Linked DNA regions of Homo sapiens: region 1 is linked to region 2. A link is an interaction called in ENCODE POLR2A ChIA-PET data of the cell type or tissue named here. Cell type or tissue: K562. All regions are shown on one strand. Each heading gives the region's core, and the rest is flanking DNA. Links, peaks and the distances in the headings are about the cores only.

What was found. Peaks named below come from ENCODE experiments on the same cell type or tissue, not always from the same donor. Only the 100,000 strongest peaks of a DNase experiment are listed, where the experiment ranks them.
Region 1: POLR2A ChIA-PET joins it to region 2 with 5 read pairs; 1 of 35 experiments calls an interaction of 5 or more read pairs at or near these places.

Annotation. Positions count from the first base shown.
Region 1 is chr5:178,781,795-178,792,222 of GRCh38, forward strand. It overlaps the pseudogene AACSP1. Among named protein-coding and RNA genes, the nearest start is that of ZNF354A, 56 kb to the left of the region's middle. In K562, for the core only: no CTCF peak of the experiment used is centred there; DNase peaks (open chromatin) are centred at 4,417 and 5,507.
Region 2 is chr5:178,178,571-178,188,998 of GRCh38, forward strand. GMCL2 (germ cell-less 2, spermatogenesis associated) reads right to left here and starts at 8,801. Exons shown (of 1, transcript NM_001358008.2): 1 at 5,935-8,801. The coding sequence starts at 8,729. The coding sequence ends at 7,149. RefSeq lists enhancers at 1,485-2,027, 2,028-2,568. In K562, for the core only: no CTCF peak of the experiment used is centred there; a DNase peak (open chromatin) is centred at 3,831.

The sequences.
Region 1 (10,428 bases), core at 3,441-5,940, 600 kb after region 2:
ATGCATCTTCAGCTTCACTGACTGCTCCCGCATTGCTCTGCAGAACAGGTGCACTGAGCCCTGCTCACCCTTCCTAGCACAGCTGGGTTTCTAGCTGCCAGGCACAGCACAGCAGGAGACTATCCCTTCCATGACCGGGCTCTCAGATGCTCAGAGCCGGCCGCTGCCTGTGTATCCAGCACCAGGGTTCAGATTCAGGGCAACGATCACCCACTTGCCCGACGTTCCTGAGCACACAGCTCTCTGTCCTCCAGCTCGACCCTGACCTCTCAGGAGCTGGGGACCAGGAGCCGGTGGGTGTTAAACCAAGCTGGGGGGGAAGGACATCACGCTGCAAGTGACAGGGGCCTCCCTCCAAGGGCTGTTTTGGAGAACTATCACCAAGCAAAGTTACACATCCGAGCGCTCCCAAGCTCCCAACTCACGCCTAATCACAGGAAGAAACAGTTGGCGGAGCCATCACCTTCCTCATTCCACGCATCCACGGCCATGCCCAGGTTCCAGGCCTGAATCTCCCCTTTATACACAGGAAGAGAAATATTCTGGCCCATGAAGCAGGAGGTGATGTCGGTGCCTCCCGCAAGCAATGACAAAAGGAGAGTCGAAATTCAGAAGCCCAAGACAAATTGCTTTTAAGTCAGTAAGCAACAAAAGAGAAAGTGCAAAGACGACAAACATCTACTCTCCCAGACAAACACTGCAACATCCCAGACAGGTGGGGCTTCTTTTCAGGCAGCAGTGGGAGAGGTGATATGGAAATTAGAATGAACCCCCCTCATCTGGTGATTGACGTTTTGGCCGAGCCTTGCTGTTGGAGGATGCACTAAGTAAATGACTTCTTGTGGTCACACTGAAATTCAAGATTCAGGATCGCAGAAAATGGAAGCTTTGCCTGTGGTAACCACCCAGCAGACGCTGCCTATGCGGACTCATCACGTGGGAAGGCTTGCACGCCATGGTTTACGTGGACTTAACGGTTGGAAAAACAGAAACGTGGCCGGGCACGGTTGCTCATGCCTGTAATCCTAGCACTTTGGGAGGCCGAGATGGGTGGATTACCTGACCTCAGGAGTTCAAGACCAGCTTGGGCAACATGGTGAAACCCCATCTCTAGTAAAAATACAAAAAATTAGCCAGGCATGGTGGTGTGTGCCTGTAATCCCAGCTACGCAGGAGGCTGAGGCATGAGAATCAGTTGAACCCAGGAGGCAAAGGTTGCAGTGAGCTGAGATTGTGCCACTGCACTCCAGCTTGGGTGACAGGGAGAGATTCTGTCTCAAAAGCAAAAAAACCAGAAACGTTCCCAGCTGCAAAGACCGTGGAGTGTGATGTCTCACACAAGAGACTATGCTACATGGAAAAACACTCCTGTTTCTGGAATGAGCTGGAAATGGAGTCAGCCTCCATGGGCCATCATGCAGGGGAGCAGCGTGAACCCTCCAACTTAGGCCCGCTGCTGACAACAGCCAACAGCCATCCCCTGACCCAAAAGCCTGTGTGGGAAGGGAAACAGCAGCAGGGTGAATCTGCAGGAGGGCAAAGACCCTCACACTATACACACACATGCACACACACACATGCATAAACACACCATACATACACCACACACCACACACACACACAGGTGTACACACACATGCATACACCACACATACAGCCACACACGAGCACAGCAAGGGCAGGACACGCTGAGGAACATACAGCACACACGCACACACACACCACACATACATGCACACACAACACACACACATGCACACACCACACATGCATGCATTCACACACACACGAGCAGAGCAAGGGCAGAACACGCTGAGGACGGGGTCACTCCACTCCCACAGGGAAGAAAGCCAAGAGTGTGAGGGGGGTGGCAAGGAGCCCCCTCCCTAGCCCCGTGCCTGGTGTCTGAACTTTTTCTTTGAAACAGGGTCTCACTCTGTTGCTCAAGCAGGAGCTCAGTGGTGTGATCTTAGCTCACTGCAGCCTTGACCTCTTGGGCTCAAGTGATCCTCCCACCTCAGCCTCCCAAGCAGTTGAGACTACAGGCACACACCATGCCCAGCTAATTTTTTTTTTTTGAGACAGAGTCTCACTCTGTCTCCCAGGCTGGAGTGCAGTGGCACAATCTCGGCTCACTGCAACCTCCACCTCCCCAGTTCAAGTGATTCCTGCCTCAGCCTCCCGAGTAGCTGGGATTACAGGCATATGTCACCATGCCTGGCTAATTTTTGGGGTTTTTTTGGTAGAAATGAGGTTTCACCATGTTGACCTAGCTGGTCTCGAACTCCTGACCTCAAGTGATCTGCCCGCTTCAGCCTCCCATAGTGCTGGGATTAAGGCGTGACCACACCGCCTAGCCACGGCTAATTTTTTTTTTTTAAATTTTTTGTAGAAACAGGGTCCCACTGTTGCTCAAGCTAGTCTTGAACTCCTGGGCTCAAGCAATCCTTCCGGCTCGGCATCCCGAAGTGCTGGGATTACAGTTGTGAGCTACTGTGCCCGGCCCAGGCTACTCTTTATACTCAACTCACATACGTGAAAAAAAAATTTCATAAAGCAAATGTTTTCCCTAATCAGGCTCCGCGTGTATGAACTGGGAGTGTGGGGGTGTTCAAGATCCACATGAAATGACTCGATGGCTCCAAAAACCAGAAGGGTTGATTTTGGCTTCAACTCTAAGATGATTTTATTTCTTCCTTCAGGCAAAGAATAAAAGGTGATGTCTTCTCTGCCATTTCATGTCACTGACTGACGTGTCCCATGAAAATGAGTGAGTCACATTCATTTCTGCCACCATTAAGGTCTGAGCAGGGCTCCTGACCTCCTTCCTGCTGGTAAGAATGGCTCAGACCCCCCACCTCAGGCTGAGGAACCAACAGTGGGGAGGAAAGCTGGAGGGTTGGCCTCAGGCTTTGGGCAAACATATCCCTTAAAGAGGTGCTCTGAGAGTATGTTTTCAAATCACAAGGAGAAAAATCACAACTACAGATGTGTAAAAAGAAAATAAAAGTGAGCTAGGCCAGGCACGGTGGTTCACGCCTGTAATCCCAGCACTTTGGGAGGCCGAGGCGGGAGAATCACTTGCGCTCAGGAGTTCAAGAACACCCTAGGCAACATGGTGAAACCCCGTTTTCACAAAAAATAAAAAAACATAGCTGAGTGTGGTGGCATGCACCTGTGGTCCTAGCTACACAGGAGGCTGAAGTGGGAGGATCACTTGAGCCCAGGAGGCTGAGGCTGCAGTGAGCCATGATCGTGTCACTGTGCACTTCAGCAGGGGCAACAGAGCAAATCCCTGTCTAAAAAACAAACAAAAAACAAACAGTGACCCAAAGATTTCTATGGGCAGCAATGGAATCAACTCTAAGTCCCATTAAGGAGAAGTGAGGTATGTACCCTAAACTACAGAAAATGGGGGTGCTCTCACCCCATTTACACACACTCACAAACACACACTCAGGCACACACACTCACCTATGCACAGAACATCTCTGAAGGGAACGACGTCGGCTTCCTTGGGGAAGGGGGGCGGCAGCAATGAGGACACCTTTGTGGACTCTGAATTTTTTTCCACATTCATGAACCATTTTCCAAGGCACAACTTTATGTTAAGAAAAAAGTTATGACAAAAAAATGCACTTGGGGACAGGCACAGTGGCTCACGCCTGTAATCCCAGCACTTTGGGAGGCCAAGGTGGGTGGATCGCCTGAGGTCAGGAGTTTGAGACCAGCCTGGCCAATATGTGAAACCCTATCTCTACTAACAATACAGAAAAATTAGTTGGGCGTGGTGGCACATGCCCGTAATCCCAGCTACTTGGGAGGCTGAGGCAAGAGAACTGCTTGAACCCAGGAGGCAGAGGTTGCGGTGAGCTGAGATTGCACCCACTGCACTCCAGCCTGGGCTGGAGTGAGACTCCCTCTCAAAAAATCAAACAAACAAAAAAAATCAGTTGGAATCCACATATAATACACCCATGTATATACATATATGAGTATGCATGTAAACATCCATATATTCCCGTTTTCAACCTACAAACATGACCGCACCTTATAATGCTGCAATCTGATTATTTCACTCATGATGACCATGTTTCAACGTCCATCAGTATATTTCTATCTAAACAAATACTTTCATCCTTGCACTTCTAATGGTTGCATAAATTAAGAATGTACCCTAAATTATTCAATGAATTTCCTTCTGCTGGGCATACAGGTAGTGTCTATTTTTCCTCATATAAACAATGTTGCAATATTTGTCCTTCCATACAGTGGCTTCCATTTGCAGATTTTAGTTTTGTGAATTTGCCTACTCACTAAAATGCATGTGTAACCTCCAGAACTATACTCTGGAGCTTTTGCGGTCACTCTCAGACACTGCAGAGCAGTCAAAACCCTGAGTCACCCATGTCGGTTCCCACTGAGGTCACACAAGGAGACGTGGCCTCCCTAGCTCCCTCTCACACACAGGAGACCGGGGCAGGGTGAGGCAGGGTGCCTCGTTCCCAGGCTTTGCATCCCAGCTCTGGCACCTGACAGTGGCCTTGGGCAAGTCACTGAACGCCTCTGAACTGCATTTTCTCTTTCACAAGATAAAAAAATAGAAGCAAGATGTGTTGTTTTGGATTTTAAGACTATAATCGATGTGAGAGGTGTGTGTATAAATATATTTCCCCCGGGGCAAGGGTTCCATATGTGCTAACTCGGTGTTCACAGTGACTTTGTGGAGCATTGCTGCCTCAGATAACGAGAAGGGACTGTGCATATTGGCTGCCCCGTAGACCGTGTCCTTGGGATGAAACCAAGCACTGGGCAGGGGGTGTGCATACTTATGGGGCCGGTCTGCCTTCCAGAGGCGGGGATGGCTGGGAGGTCTGTCCCCTGCAGAGCCATACGTGAGATGAAGGCCAGGAGGACACTGCTCTTGACACACCTGTAGACACACTCGTTGCTCTAGGCCTTCAGCAGGGAGGCGGTGGACAGGATCGTGTCTGGAGCACGATCTTCTGCAATTTGATTATTTCACTCATCATCACCACGTTTCAATGTCCATCAGTATACTTCCATCTAAACAAATACTTTCATCCTTGCACTTCTAATGGCTGGATGTGTCTGGGGCATCTGGAGACTGTGGGTTTCCACTGGGGTGAAGAATCACCAAAAGATTAAAAGTAAACCCAGCTCCTGAAGCCTCACTCACAAGCAGGAAACAGGATGGATTTAACTGCCTTGATTGGCAGTACAGGGAATGAGTATTAAAGAGGCACACTCACCCGGCTTCACGGCCTTCTCTTCCAGCACCGACAGCCACTTCGCCCTGGTTACCAGGATGCTAGGATGCAGGCAGGAAAGAAAACACCTTGAAGAAAATTCTTCAAGGCTCTTGCACCAAAGCTTCCTAAAGTTGGTGATTTATTTCTGACAAGTCTGCAAAACCTGAGACAGCATTTTTCTGGGTTGAACTCACACTTCGTGTTTACTGAAGTCTGAGTCACGGCCCTGCCTTGCTCACAGGCACGCCTGACTGTTCTTTACGCTGATACCAGTATGCAGGGCCAGCTCCCTCTACCATGAGGCTTCACATAAAACAGTTGTTCACAAGAACCCATCATTTTCGCAGCTGCAGTGTGTTTTATCTTGGGGGACCAAAGGAGGCCATAAAATTAAGACCTCTCAAATTCTATCCTCACACATTCATTCACCAATGAAGACAGCGCTACAGAATTATTATTAGTTTGTTTGTTTTGTTTTGTTTTTGAGACAGCGTCTCCCTCTGGTGCCGCAGGCTGGAGTGCAGTGGTGCAATCACAGCTCACTGCAGTCTCCAACTCCTGGGCGCAAGTGATCCTCCTGCTTTGGCTCCCAAAGTGCTGGGAGAATTCTTTGTTAAAACGTGTGCCATAGGTGAAACCCTCTACCCATCCCTTTTTCTTAAACAAGTTCACATTTCTATGAAATTTAGAAAAGTGCAGCTCTTCTTGAACGTTTAGAATCCACAGTTCTATGAACGTTTGTGCTCAGCGAACGACACACGCTGCTGAATATACATCACTGCGTTTTCAAGGGCAGCACCGTCTAATACGCTATTTCCTTCCTCAGCTTCTCTTCCAGCCAGGCAGCCCTTCACATGTAAACCTGATCTTCCCAACTAAAGAACATTTTTCTCTTTGGGGCCCAGAGATTAAGACCGTTCCGTGTCACTATGGGCAGTAGAACCTCAGTCCCCGCACATTCGGTGGAGAGACTCGTCCCAGGGAGGGAAGACTGCCATGGAACTCGCTGTCTGAAGGTGTGAGGCAGCGTGGCACAGAATGTCCTGGAATTCAAAACTGGCTGGGCGTGGCTAAGGCAATGGCAGGGTGGGTCTCCCTCCATGCAAGGAGGCAGATTACCTTAGTCCTTCCATCTCCCACACCTTCATTCCTTTACTTTCCGAGACCCACCCTGCCACTGACAAAGCCACCACTGTACCCTAGAGATGGCTAGAGTTTTGGGAGAGGGAGACTAGCTCCTCCCACCATCCCTCATGCTTCTTTCACAAACCCAGAGTTTGATTAACTACTTCAACATCACAGCCAAGGATGAAGGTGTCACTCCCTTTGCAAGTATCAATAACAGAAGATGGAGACCTCATGACTCTGATGGTGATCACCCGGCCCTGGACAACAGTGACCACCTCCAGCTACAGGTACAAAGCTCTCCAACAGCCACGCCCAAACACCACACGGGTTTTATGTAGCTTATCCGCCCACTGCCCACTCCCAGAAAACTCGAAGGCTCTCTGTGGTTCTAAAGCACGTCTAGTGCAGGCAAGACTCTGCACACCCCGATCTGGGTGAGGCTCCACCAGCACTCGGAGGTGGTGCTCTCCAACCTGGGAGTCACAGCCCTGCTTGTCTGAAGAAACGGCAAAGTCCCCCATCTACCTCCAGGGTGCACCTAAGACAGTTAGGAAATGCAACACCATTCAGCTCACGGAAGCATGGGAGCTCACCTGCGGGCACTCATGCCACGTCTTATTTCTAGCGAGTACTGTAGGGGTCGCTGCACCGAAGCATGAGACAGCGTCAGGGCCCTAAACCATTGGGACCCGGTGCCTGCAACTGCCTGGAGCCCTGGGCAGAGCCGGGTGTGGATCAGCCTAGAGGCCGCCCCTCCAGGGTCACCAGCGCACCTGTGGGCTCCACCAACCTGAGTCTCCCAGCTTCTGCCCCTGCAACACTCTCTTCTCCACTCAGGTGCTACACCACCGTTTTTTGTTTTTTTTTTGAGACAGAGTCTCTGTGTCACTCAGGCTGGAGTGCAGTGGCGTGATCTTGGCTCACAGCAACCTCCGCCTCCAGGGTTTAAGTGATCCTCCTGCCTCAGCCTCTCAAGTAACTGGGATTACAGGCGTGCGCCACCACACCCAGTCTACACTGCCCTTTTAATAACATGAACCAGATCACAGTGCTCTCCTGATGCAAAGCGTCCACTGCTGTTCCATTCCACTCAGGGAAAAACTCACCCTCCAAGCAGTCCCAAAAGTCCCTCCCTCTCTGACCCCTCTTTCCTGCCCCCAGTCTCACATCAGCCCTTTGCACTCAGGCCCCAGGAGGCCCCTTCCAGCTTCCACAACACATGCATCTCAGGCCCAGCTCCGATCCTGGGTTCTGGTGGTTCCCTCTGCCTGAAGCACATGTCCCCAGTCCTGCAAAGCTAGTTCCTGACAGCACTCCTCAGAGCCCAAGATCAGCCTCTCTCATTTCCTTACCTTCCCCCTCCCACTACCAGCCCATGAGGACAGAGTGCTGGCCCCAGGTCGCTGCTGTGTGGCCCCCAGGACCCAGTAGGGAGCTTGGCACAGAGCACGTAGCCCAGCATACACGGGGTGTAGATCCCAGCAGAGCACTGCCCAACCCATGCACTTCCTTAGAAGGACAAGCCTGCTGGCCTGCAAGGCCCCTGACCTCTAGAACCATCTTAGACGATGGCCCCATTCAGAGACGGACAACACCGGGCATTCCAGACAACATCCACACCTGCTCCACTACCAGCAAACCTGGGCAAAGTCCCCGGGGTCCTGGCCCTAATTCTATCCAGAATATTCCCCGCACTGGAGCCTAGCAACACACCTCCATGAAGAATAAAATTCGTCTTATCTTGTCTGGGCCGGGCGCGGTGGCTCACGCCTGTAATCCCAGCACTTTGGGAGGCCGAGGCGGGCGGCTCACGAGGTCAGCAGATCGTAGCCATCCTGGCTAACACAGTGAAACCCCGTCTCTACTAAAAATACAAAAAGAAATTAGCTGGGTGTGGTGGCGGGCGCCTGTAGTCCCAGCTACTCGGGAGGCTGAAGCAGGAGAATGGCGTGAACCCGGGAGGCGGAGCTTGCAGTGAGCCGAAATCACACCACTGCACTCCAGCCTGGGCGACAGAGCAAGACTCTGTCTCAAAAAAAAAAAAATTATCTTGTCTGTGCCTACAAAATAAATGCTCTTTTATCAAAAGTGTCAATAAGGCTGGGAGCTGACATGCCAGTAATCAATAGACATCTCACTCCACATTTACTAACAGACATGGGATTTAATCAGAGGCCCTGAGACAGCATCGTGAGGACTGTGCCTGCCCTGTGCTCCTCTTGTCACATAACAGGATTTGCCATGACTGCATTCAACTGTTGCACAACATTCAGTTTCCAGGAGGTGGACAGAGCTGAGCTGAAGCACCCTGCCCCGCCCAGCACCGGCTCCCTCTCACTGCCAGTGGCGACCAGGGCAGTGGCTTGAAGCCTGCATCCTTCTGACAGCCCCTCACCCGCAGCCCCTGCCTGGGTACCGAGTCACACCTGCCTCGCCAAACTGCACAAGACGCTCTCCCAGGCAGGGTAAAGGCCACATCCACAGGGAGCCCTGCGACAGCATGACCACACCTCAGCCAGCCTTGGTGCTCTGACCAACCCAGGGCCCCTGATGACGGCATGGAACCAGCCACCGTGCTGTGAACGCTCGTTCATGTATGTGTGCACACATACACAAAGCACACATATATCCACATGTACAGCATACATTCACAGCTGCATGCACACACACACCCACACCTATACACGCATACACCCACGCACACATTCATGCACTCACTTGCACTCACACATGTATGTGCACATACACACGCACATACGCACTCACACCCTCCCTTTCACATTATCACACTCCATGCACACACACACACTCTCACACGCACTTGTGCACACACGCGGGCTCGCACCCATGCACACACAGCAGGGTCTCCCTGGGACCCTTCATCCTTGGATCTCATTAGCATTAGACCCCACTGATGTACATTCCCTCTCCATCCCTCTCCAGTAACCCCTGATCCAGTGCATGCCTCCCACACACAACAACAAAAGCTCCGCCACCTGGAGCCTGGTGTAAGGGTGAAAAGGTAAAGATTCTAGAGCCATCTCAAGTTCCCGGGGATTTGATTAACCTTCGCTGGAAACAATCTCATTAGGAAATAGCCTTCCTCACTAAGATTGTGAGCCAAATGTCAGGATCTCAATATCACCCAGGCCAGGCCAAGTTATATTTAAAATGTTAAAAGCCAAGGCTTTACAAACATGAGTGGCTCCTATTCCCTCATGAACAGAATCAGATGTAGAGTAATGAGGACATCAGAGCACAGTTGTTTCTGGAGCTTCTGGCAACTTCTACATTTTTTTTTTTTTGAGACGGAGTCTTGCTCTGTCGCCCAGGCTGGAGTACAGTGGCATGATCCCGGCTCACTGCAAGCTCCGCCTCCCAGGTTCACGCCATTCTCCTGCCTCAGCCTCCCAAGTAGCTGGGACTACAGACACCTGCCACCATGCCCGGCTTTTTTTTTTTTTTTTTTTTGTATTTTTAGTAGAGACGGGATTTCACCGTGTTAGCCAGGATGGTCTCGATCTCCTGACCTCGTGATCTGCCCGCCTCGGCCTCCCAAAGTGCTGGGACTACAGGCGTGAGCCACCACGCCCGGCCAACTTCTACATTATCATCTCTGGAAACACTGTCATTAGGCCAAGGGTGATCAAGACCATAGTGGCCAGAACACGCCAGCTGACTGTAATTAATTCATCAGCAAAGTGCTGATGAGACTAGATGTTCTGATGCCTTCTAATGATGATGATGATGATAAGGGGTGGGGGCAGGGACCACCGTACCCATCCCCATTTGGATAATTCTCGGGCACTGGGAGGGTACCTGATGTGTCTCTCCTAACTGGCTCCCGCCTCTGCTCATGGGATTCCTGTCTACCATCCAGCCAGGGCTACAGGAAAAAAGTGACCACCTCCAGGGGCCCCAGGAAGCACTCAGTTTATTATGATGAGGTGAGGAGAACCCTGGAAGACAGGTGGCCGCCAGCCCCAAGGGACAGCTAGGGACAAGCAGGGCTCTCCTCCTGCCAATA
Region 2 (10,428 bases), core at 2,809-5,308:
ATCCTTCCTTAGATAGAGGTACTCAGTTACAACTGCACTCCAGCCTGGGTGACAGAGTGAGACCCTGTCTCTAAAATTGTTTTCAATGAAGTATGGCAATGTGTGCTTGTAGTCCTGGCTACTCAGGGAGGCAAGATGGGAGGATTCCTTGTGCCCAGGAGTTCGAATCCAGCCTGGGCAACATATGGAGACCCTGTCTCCAAAACAAAACACAGAAAGAAAAAGAAAAAAGACGATGGCTCACGCCTGTAATCCCAGCACTTTGGGAGGCCGAGGTGGGTGGATCACCTGAAGTCAGGAGTTTGAGACCAGCCTGGCCAACATGGTGAAACCCTGTCTCTACTAAAAATACAAAAATTAGCCAGGCGTGGTGGCGCACGCCTGTAATCCTAGCTACTTGGGAGGCTGAGGCACAAGAATCACTTGAACCCCGGAGGCGGAGGTTGCAGTGAGCCAAGATTGTGCCACTGCACTCCAGCCTGGGTGACAGAGCGAGACTTTGTCTCAAAAAAAAAAAAAAAAAAAAAAAAAGGCCGGGAGCGGTGGCTCACGCCTGTAATCCCAGCACTTTGGGAGGCTGAGGCAGGCAGATCAAGAGGTCAGGAGATCGAGACCATTCTGGCTAACATGGTGAAACCCTGTCTCTACTAAAAATACAAAAAAATTAGCCAGGTGTGGTGGCAGATGCCTGTAGTCCCAGCTACTTAGGAGGCTGAGGCAGGAGAATGGCGTGAACCTGGGAAGCAGAGCTTGCAGTGAGCCGAGATCGTGCCACTGCATTCCAGCCTGGGCAACAGAGAGAGACTCTGTCTCAAAAAAAAAAAAGTTGAAATTTATCAACTGCCTTGTTAGTAGGTATTGATAAGACTGGTATCTTTTCTCATTTTATCTATTTATGTAATGAATTATATTGAGTTTCTAATATTAAACCATCCTTGCCTTTCTGGAATAAGTCCACTTGAATATCATTTTAAATTATATTTAAGTGCTATTGGATTGTTGTTGAGATATAGGAAAAGCCAAAGTGTTATTCCTAGTCTCTCACTCAACAGTCAATACACCTGTGACCCCAGATGTGTGTATTTTCCCTCTACACAGCAAGCAAGCAATTCTCTGTCAGACACCTGCTGTGTGTCCTCTAATTCAGTTTAACTCTAACACTATTTACCTGACGTTAGTGTCAGATCCCACACATTGAGGGCTCAGTCCCACAAGACTGTCCCCCACTTCAGATGTCAGTTGCAAGTCCAGACCTTTGGAACTTCTGACCAATTGGCTATACATTGGGGTTCCCATGACCCCTCCTCAGGTTTTATTAATTTGCTAGAGAAGCTCCCAGAACTCAGGCAAACACTTACATTTACCCATTTACTATAAAGGATATCACACAGGCCAGACAGAAGAGATGCATAGAGCGAGGTATGGAGAAAGGAGTGTGCCACCCTGCAGGAACCTCCACGTGTTCGGCTAGCTGGGAGCCCCCTGAATCCCGTTTTTTGGGGTTTTAATGGAGGCATGATTGATTAAATCACTGGCCACTGGTGATCAGCTTAACCTTCAGCCCCTCTCCCTTCCTGGGAGGTTGGGGGCGGGGCAGGGGCGGGGTAGGGGTGGGGCGTGGAGCTGAAAATCCTAGTCCTCTAAATGTGCCTTGGTCTTTCCAGTGACCTGCCCACCTCCTGAAGCTACCTAGGGGTCCCCCAGCCAGCAGTCATCTCATTAGCATATCAAAGACACTCTTACCTCTCTGGAGATTCCTCAGGTTTTAAGAACAATGTATCAGGAAGTGGAGAGGAAGACTATTTGTGGAGCTCAGGGGAAAAGACCAGATTAGAGAAAGAGATTTGAATCATTTTCATAAAGGTGGGATTTCATGCCAGGAAACTGGATGAGCTCACCTAGGGGCAGAATGTAGACAGAGAAGGCAGAAGACCCAGGACCCAGCACTATTTCAAGGTTCATCCTCTGGGGGCATGCCAGCAGCTGTGCCAACAGGAAAAGGCTACCTGGGGGTCAGGCATGTTCAACATGAAGGCTCCATCTTCCCTTTTCTTCGTCAACCACGTGTACAGTAAGGAGCAGACAACATGGTGCTCTCCAGGTAGGAAGCTCATTTGCATAATAAAACATTATGGGTGGACACTAAACGTCACACCTGGTCCAGCCAATCTTTGGGCCCTATGTAAATCAGACACCACCTCCTCAAGCTCGTGTATGAAACCCGGTGCATTTCACCACTAACCAGAAGAGCCACTCAGCGGCCCCTGTCTCTCTGCAGGAGAGAACTATTCTTCTTTCTCTTTCTTTTGCCTATTAAACCTCCACGCTGTTTCTTTGTTTTTGTTTTTGTTTTTGTTTTTGTTTTTTGAGACAGAGTCTCACTCTGTCACCCAGGCTGGAGTGCAATGGAGCAATTTTGGCTCACTGCAACCTCCACTTCCCGGGGTCAAGCAATTCTCCAGCCTCAGCCTCCCAAGTAGCTGGGATTACAGGTGCCCACCACCATGCCCGGCTAATTTTTTGTATTTTTAGTAGAGACAGGGTTTCACCATGTTGGTCAGGCTGGTCTCGAACTCCTGACCTTGGATGATCTACCCACCTCAGTCTGTCAAAGTGCAAAGTGTTGAGGTTATAGGTGCGAGCCACTGCGCTTGCTTGAACGTCTACACTTAAACTCAAAAAAAAAAAAAAAAAAAAGGTTCATCCTCTGAGGGGGAACCAGCAAAAAAATATACGTATATAGAAAATTCCTTGGTAATGAAGAGGAAAGAGACCCTAATACATGCTGCAGTGTAGCTGACCTTGAAAACACTACGGCAAGTGAAAGAAGCTAGACACAAAAGGCCACATATTATATGATTCCATTTATGTAAAATTTTTAGGCTGAGTGCGGTAGCTCATGCCTGTTATCCCAGCACTTTGGGAAGTGAAGGTGGGAGGATCACTTGCGCCCAGGAGTTCAAGACCAGCCTCAGCAACACCACCATCTCTACAAAAAAAAAAAAAAAAAAAAAAAAAAAAAAGCTGGGCATGATGGCATGCATCTGTAGTCCTAGCTACTTGAGAGGCTGAGGAGGGAGGATTGCTTGAGCCTGGGAGGTCAAGGCTGCAGTGAGTTGTGATTCTGCCACTACACTCCAGCCTGGGCAACAGAGCGAGATCCTGTCTCAAAAAACATTTTTTGGCCGGGTGCTGTGGCTTGTGCCTGTAATCCCGGCCCTTTGGGAGGCCGAGGCAGCAGATCACCTGAGGTCAGGAGTTTGAGACCAGCCTGACCAACATGGTGAAACCCCGTCTCTACTAAAAACACAAAAATTAGCCAGACATGGTGGCAGGTGCCTGTAATCCCAGCTACTTGGGAAGCTAAGGCAGGAGAATCGATTGAACCCCGGAGGCAGAGGTTGCAGTGAGCTGAGATGGCGCCACTGCACTCCAGCCTGGATGACAGCACAAGACTCCATCTCAAAAACAAAAACCATTTTTTAATATAAAATTTCCAGAATAGGCAAATCTATAGAGACAAAATAGACGAATGGTTGCCTAGGGCTCGGGGGAGTGTAGAGATGGGGAATGACTGATAACGAGTAAAGGATTTATTTTGTATGTGATGCAAGCACTCTAAACCTGTGAGGTGATGACTGCCCAGCTTCAAATATGCTAAAACAATGGAATCGTGAACCCTAAGTGAATTTTGTGGTATGTTAATTATGTCTCAGTAAAAACGTGGGGGACAAAAACAGAAGAAATGGCTAGAATGTAGAAAGATAATCTAGTGACTGTGGCATCCAAAGCTGCTTCCACCCTAGTGTGGAGTCCTGATAGGGAAGCCACACTGAGGAAGGGGTCCCAGGTGCGGGGGAACAACTGTTCCAAGAGACAGCTAATCACAGACAGCCTGCTGGCACAACATCCTGTTTCCAAATACCTTGCTCCTCATGTAGCCCCAGAAGTACAACTTCCTTCTGCACGTAGCTTCCTCCAGCATGACCCTATAAAACTTCCCTCCAGCCCTGCCTCTTTGCAGAGAGCCCCTTCTCTGCTGTGCTGCCCATTGTAACCTTGCAATGTATCTTTGAACTTTCTCAAATAAATCTGCCATTCTTTACCTATGACTGTCTCAGTAAATTCCTTTACTGCCTGTGACACCAGCCCCAGCCAGTTGCACCTGGTCAGGGTGCACTGGTCCCACCCATGAGAGGCCAGTTTTCACTTTTTTGGCAAAATGGAGAAACATTAATTGGGGCCAAGAGTGCCTGTTGGAAACTCATTTCTTGACTAGCATTCTTATAAAAACAATTGTTTTTTAAAGACAGGGCCTCCCTCTGTCACCCAGGCTGGAGTGCAGTGGTGCAATCACAGATCCCTACAGCTTCAAACTCCTGGGCTCAAGTGATTCTCCTCCTGAGTAGCTGGGACTACAGGTATGTGCCACCATGCCCAGGTAATTTTACAAAAATTTTTTTTTCATAAACCATAGTTTATACAATATCTTAGCTTACACTATTAACACTTTATTGAAAATATTTCTTTTTTTATTTTTTTATTATCTTTTTTTTTGAGATGGAGTCTTGCTCTGTTGCCCAGGCTGGAGTGCAGTGGTGCGATCTCGGCTCACTGCAAGCTCCACCTCCCGGGTTCACGCCATTCTCCTGCCTCAGCCTCCCGAGTAGCTGGGACTACAGGCACCCGCCACCACGCCCGGCTAATTTTTTTTGTATTTTTAGTAGAGATGGGGTTTCACCGTGTTAGCCAGGATGGTCTTGATCTCCTGACTTTGTGATCCGCCTGCCTTGGCCTCCCAAAGTGCTGGGATTATAGGTGTGAGCCAGCGCGCCCGGCCTATTGAAAATATTTCTGCTGAAAAGAATATACTATGCAAACACATAAAAGTGTTTGGTAAGAAAACAAAAGCACATGTTTACTACCAGTGTGAATTACTAGCTGACAATGATCAACTTCTCAAATAAGAACATTAACCTACTCGTGATTGAAGAAAGAATTATCCTGTCTATGGGTGACATAAGCAACGTGGCCAGGACAGAACCAGTGGATGAAACCACATATCATTCCAATTTGGCCAGTTAACTTATGTAAGTGTAATGAAACAGTTAACTTTATTCATTAATATACTCAAACATTATCTTTCCTTCCAAGATTTGCAAAAATTTAATTATCCAAATAATTTAAGTTTGGTATTTCTATATTTTTCAATACATAAAGGGTCAGGAACCTCTTATACGGTAATGAGATGGAAAGAAAACAACAGCTTCCCGTGAAAGAGGCCTAATATAGTCAAATACAAAAATAAGTAACGTAACCTCTTTTTTTTTTTTTTTTTTTTTTTTGAGACGGAATCTCACTCTGTCATCTAGGTTGGAGTGCAGTGGTGCGATCTCCGCTCACTGCAACCTCTGCCTCCCGGGTTCAAGTGATTCTCCTGCCTCAGCCTCCCAAGTAGCTGAGATTACAGGTGTGTGCCACCAGGCCCGGCTTATTTTTATTTTGTATTTTTAGTAGAGATGGGGTTTTACCATGTTGCTCATAGCTGATCTTAAACTCCTCAAATGATCCGCCTGCCTCGGCCTCCCAAAGTGCTGTGCTTACATGTGTGAGCCACCATGCCCGGCTGACGCCCAGCTGAAATGTAACCTCTTGATAACAGCCAAATCACTGTATTAGAAACATTTAAATTCCAGCTCTGGGGGTCAAGGGTGAGGCATTTAAAAGGTTCCTTTAAGTTAAACCAAGTAGATGAATTTTAAAAGAAAAAGCAATTTATGAACCTATGGACATATCATTAAGAAAGAAAAAAAATTATTAGTAAATTCCAAAAGTTAAAAGGAGTTGGAAAAAAATCTAACTAGAAAGAAAAAAAATGTTGGTTTCAATTAAGGGGGGTTTTTTGGTCCATTTCATATAAGAGCTTACTTAATCTTTTTCCAAATGCGCATTTATTATTTGCACAGATACATACAAATTATTCCCATTTTAAAAGCCAGAATAAAAATATACATTAACCACAGAAGTACTTACTCTAACTGGAAAGAAAATGAACATGGCTCTATTCAAAACAGCAGTAAACACAAAAGGTCAACATATATAAATCATGACAAGTGTACATCTTATTTTTGACAAAAATAAGTTCCATTTTTACATTAATGCGTCATCAGCTTCTATGTTAGATCCTCTGACCTTATTTACATTTACTATGAAATTGCTGTTAGCATGTCACTCAAAGCCACTCATCTCAGAGGGTATCAAGTCCTGAGCTTAAGTAGGAAACAAAACTCCCAACTAAAATTTGAACATAAATAATTGTAAAGATCAGAGAATATTAAAATATTTAAAAGTATAATATCTGGTACATAAATAACTCAAAAACTAATAATAAAGGTGTACAGACTGTCAAAGAAAAGACCATGTAAGACAAGAAATATCCCTGGAATCAAACTGATTTTTCACGCATTCAAGATCATTTGAAGGTGTGAAGCTAACTTTCATTGTTCTTAAAATCCTAGGAAAGCCAAATTTTAAAAAATAGCATATGACAATGCTTAAGTTTAAAAAAAGTTTCTCAGCTTAGTCTCCAAACCAGGAAGAAAGTATTTAATGATTAAAAACAAGTATGAACTGGAAAGATATTAGACTAAAAGGAGGAATCATAATGAGCAGGTAAAAATATTAAAGGAAAGCTTTAAATGCCCCAGCTCAAAAGAGCATTTCTAATTGGCCATCCAAATTATTCTTTTAGATTATTTTAGCCAAATAAAAATAAATTTACAGATGGATAACTGAGGTCCACTAACATAAGGTAGAAACAAAGTTTAAGCTAAAAATTAAATCTATATTTTGTTGCAGATAAATGTGAGATTTACCTACAGTCATTTTCTGCTGATGCTGAATTAAAAGCATGAGTTGACATCGTACTGACAGAAATGGTTTGACAGATATTTTCTTGGCTTTAAAATGATTTTTTTTGTATATGCATAGAAATGCAATGAGGATAAGAATAGTCTTCTGTATTGTCCGTACAGTTCATAAGGCCTTTGTCATTGTTAGTCAACTTAGATGTGAATATCAGTAGGGCCATTAAATTAAAGCTGGCCTGAAAGTTTTCAAAGTGCTACTGTTTCCAACTGATGAGATCTTCAGTTTTCTGGATTTTCTGGGTGACGATTATTTTCAATTCCTTTTTCTGGTGATATATACAAGAAGTTACAGCAGATATATAAAGGGAAGGTCAGAAACCTGCTGTCCAAGTTCATCACCACTTGTTCCTGATCCTTTTTAAGTATAAGTATTTGATAGCCAGTTGTTCTACTACATACTAGTTTTCCACTACTATCAAAAGAAGCCAAGCGTAATCTAAATGCTATGCTCCTTCGAGGCCGTAAACTGACAGACCCGCTGCGTGGCTGATTCAGTGTATTGCGTTTGAAAATGATGTATCCATTGGTGTAAATTACAAGTAGGTCAAAGCCGAAGTTAAAACCCGTCCAACACCAGTAGTATTCACCATCTTTGGCAAGCTTTCTACCACACCTCATGCTATTTCCCTCTAGGTCTTCTTTATTGATTTCTTGAGGCCCTACCTCACGGTCTTGTTCTGCCCGCAGCATAGCAAACCACTGCTGTTTATACACAGAAGACAGCCATTCTGAAGGTACTATACCATCTTGTTCAATAATTCTTGCAGAAGCTAGGTCACTGATAATATATTGTAACCTTAAATGTCTGAATACTGACACAAATGGTTTTCCTGGTTCAGTTTCAAGAAAGGCCATACCTTCAAAATCTTTTCTCTGTTTAGAAAACCAGACATCTGTTTCTGTCAAAAGCTGTTTTAAAGATCCATTCCAAGAAGGCACAAGTTGAAGGAACATCCACTTTTTTAGAGTGGTGTATACATCCATCTCCACTTGCATCACAAATAAGTTAGAGGAACCAATGAGCTGTTTCATGACATTTATACCGAGTTCTTTAAAAAGTTTAACATTCTGGTGAGTCATCAAATTGTTTAGAAGCCATTCAAGGCACTTTTTCTTTACAGAATCTAATCCATAGATCTCTACTGATGTGTAATAACCGCATACAGTTTTCACATTAATTGTTTCCTTCATTGTCTCACCACACTGCTGTATTAAACCATCCAGCTGCAGCATACAAGCTGCTGCCAAAATGGCAACAACTCGACTGGGTTTTATCAAGACATCATCTCGATACAGTGAACCAAACGCAACCTGCAGTGCGTCTACATCAATGTTCTGGTCAGGAATCTCCAGTTCAATAATATTCATGCTGGATTCTTTCCAAGAACCACTGAACATACTAGAAAAGTAGCCAGATTGACATAAATATATTTTGTGTAATCGCCATTCTTCTCCTAGAGCACAAATCTTAATGTCACTGTTTTCACCATTCAAAAATAATGTTTGATAAATATATTTGGATGTACTCCTTAATTTTTTCCTTGCAGGGGTGTTGAGGAGCGGCTGCTGCTTGTCCCCCTCCTCCTCATGCTCCTCCCTGTGCGAGTCCGGGTCACAGTAGCGGCAGGCCCCGCTGCTCCGCTTGCGCTTGTGACTGCCCGGGCAGTAACAGAAGCCGTAGCTCGCCGCATCGTCTCCAGTGTCCGGCCTCCGGGCCGAGCCCCTGGCCCTGGCACCCTGTTCCTGCTGGGCAAGGGCTCGCCTCGGCTGGCCCAGCACCCGGCTGCTCGACGATCCCATGGGTCACGGCTCCCCAGGACTTCAGGGAGCCCAGAGGAGGGGGTCTCTGGCCATGGCCCGGCCGCCGCCGCCAGCCTTCCCCGAGCACAGGTGCCTACACCGCCACCTTCTCACGCGCAGCCCCAACCGTTGCAGCGGACACTGCCGCCTCCAACCTCCGCACCCCTCCCCCACAATTTTTTTTTTTTTTTTTTTTTGAGACGGAGTCTTGCTCTGTCGCCCAGGCTGGAGTGCAGTGGCGCGATCTCGGCTCACTGCAACCTCTGCCTCGCGGGTTCAAGTGATTCTCCTGCCTCAGCCTCCTGAGTAGCTGGGATTACAGGCGCCCGCCACCACACCTGGGTAATTTTTGTATTTTTAGTAGAGGCGGGGTTTCCCCATGTTGGCCAGGCTGGTCTCAAACTCCTGACTTCAGGTGATCCTCTTACCTTGGCCTCCCAAAGTGCTGGGACTACAGGCGTGAGCCACTGCCTCCGGCCTAAAACAATTTCTTTTAGAGACAAGGTTTCACTGTGTTTCTCCGGGTGGTCTTGAACTCCTTGGACAGCATTCTTCATTGCTGGAAGCAATTCTCATCTGGCAGCCAAAACCAAGGTCCGTTTTAGAAGGACCACTTCCCTAGGAGCAAAGTTTTATTTGCAAGACCTGACAAAGGAAAATGTGTGTACCAGACGCTTGAGCCTAACCAGTCCAATGTAAATTTGCGACCAGGCACAAAAATAAAATAAAATAATAAAATAAAATAGGCCAGGCTCGGTGGCTCATGCCTATAATCCCAGCACTTTGGGAGGCCAAGGTGGGTGGATCACATGAGGTCAGGAGTTTGAGACTGGCCTGGCCAACATGGTGAAACCCCATCTCTACTAATAATATAAAATTTAGCCAGGTGTGGTGGTGCACGCCTGTAATCCCAGCTTTTCGGGAGGCTGAAATGGAGAACTGCTTGAACCCAGGAGGCAGAAGTTGCAGTGAGCCAAGATCGCATCATTACATTCCAGCCTGGGCGACAAGAGCGAAATTCCGTCTCCAGAAAAAAATAATAAGATAAAATAAAATAGAATAAAGACTTGAAGTCAAGCCAGGTACGGTGGCTGCTCACACCTGTAATCCCAGCACTTTGGGAGGCCGAGGTGGGCAGATCACGAGGTCAGGAGTTCAAGACCAGCCTGGCCAATATGGTGAAAGTGACCATGGCTGGGTGAAATGATCACTGCAGCCGGTCTGGGAAGGCAGAAGCAAGCAGAGGGCCTGGGCAGGATAGGCAGGGATTCTCTGTGGGGAGGATCTGTGGAGACAGGGGCAGCAGGATTAGGATGTCGGAATTGAGGAGGCTTTTGTCCTTGGGGGATGGAGTGGAGAAGTGGGGCATGGTCCTGGAAATTTGCCCTGCAGCCTCACCAGGCCATCTGGAAGCTACTTGTTGGGAACCCCGTGTGTGTAAAGGGCTGACCCAGGCCCAGACCCGGAGGAACTGGAGAAGGGCACACACTGAGACCACCCGAGGGGTGTGCTGGAACTGCTTGGCCAGTCCTTGGGGATGGGATGGCTGGGGCATGTGGGTGTCTTCCTGTAAGAAAACAGGACTTGATGAGGAAGGTGGGAGGCTGTTCCAGGCAGATGGAGGTCTGTGCCCCCAGAGCAATGTAGGAGTCGCCATGCGGGGCTCCATCTTTGGTACAGTGGGGGCAGAGATTGGCGA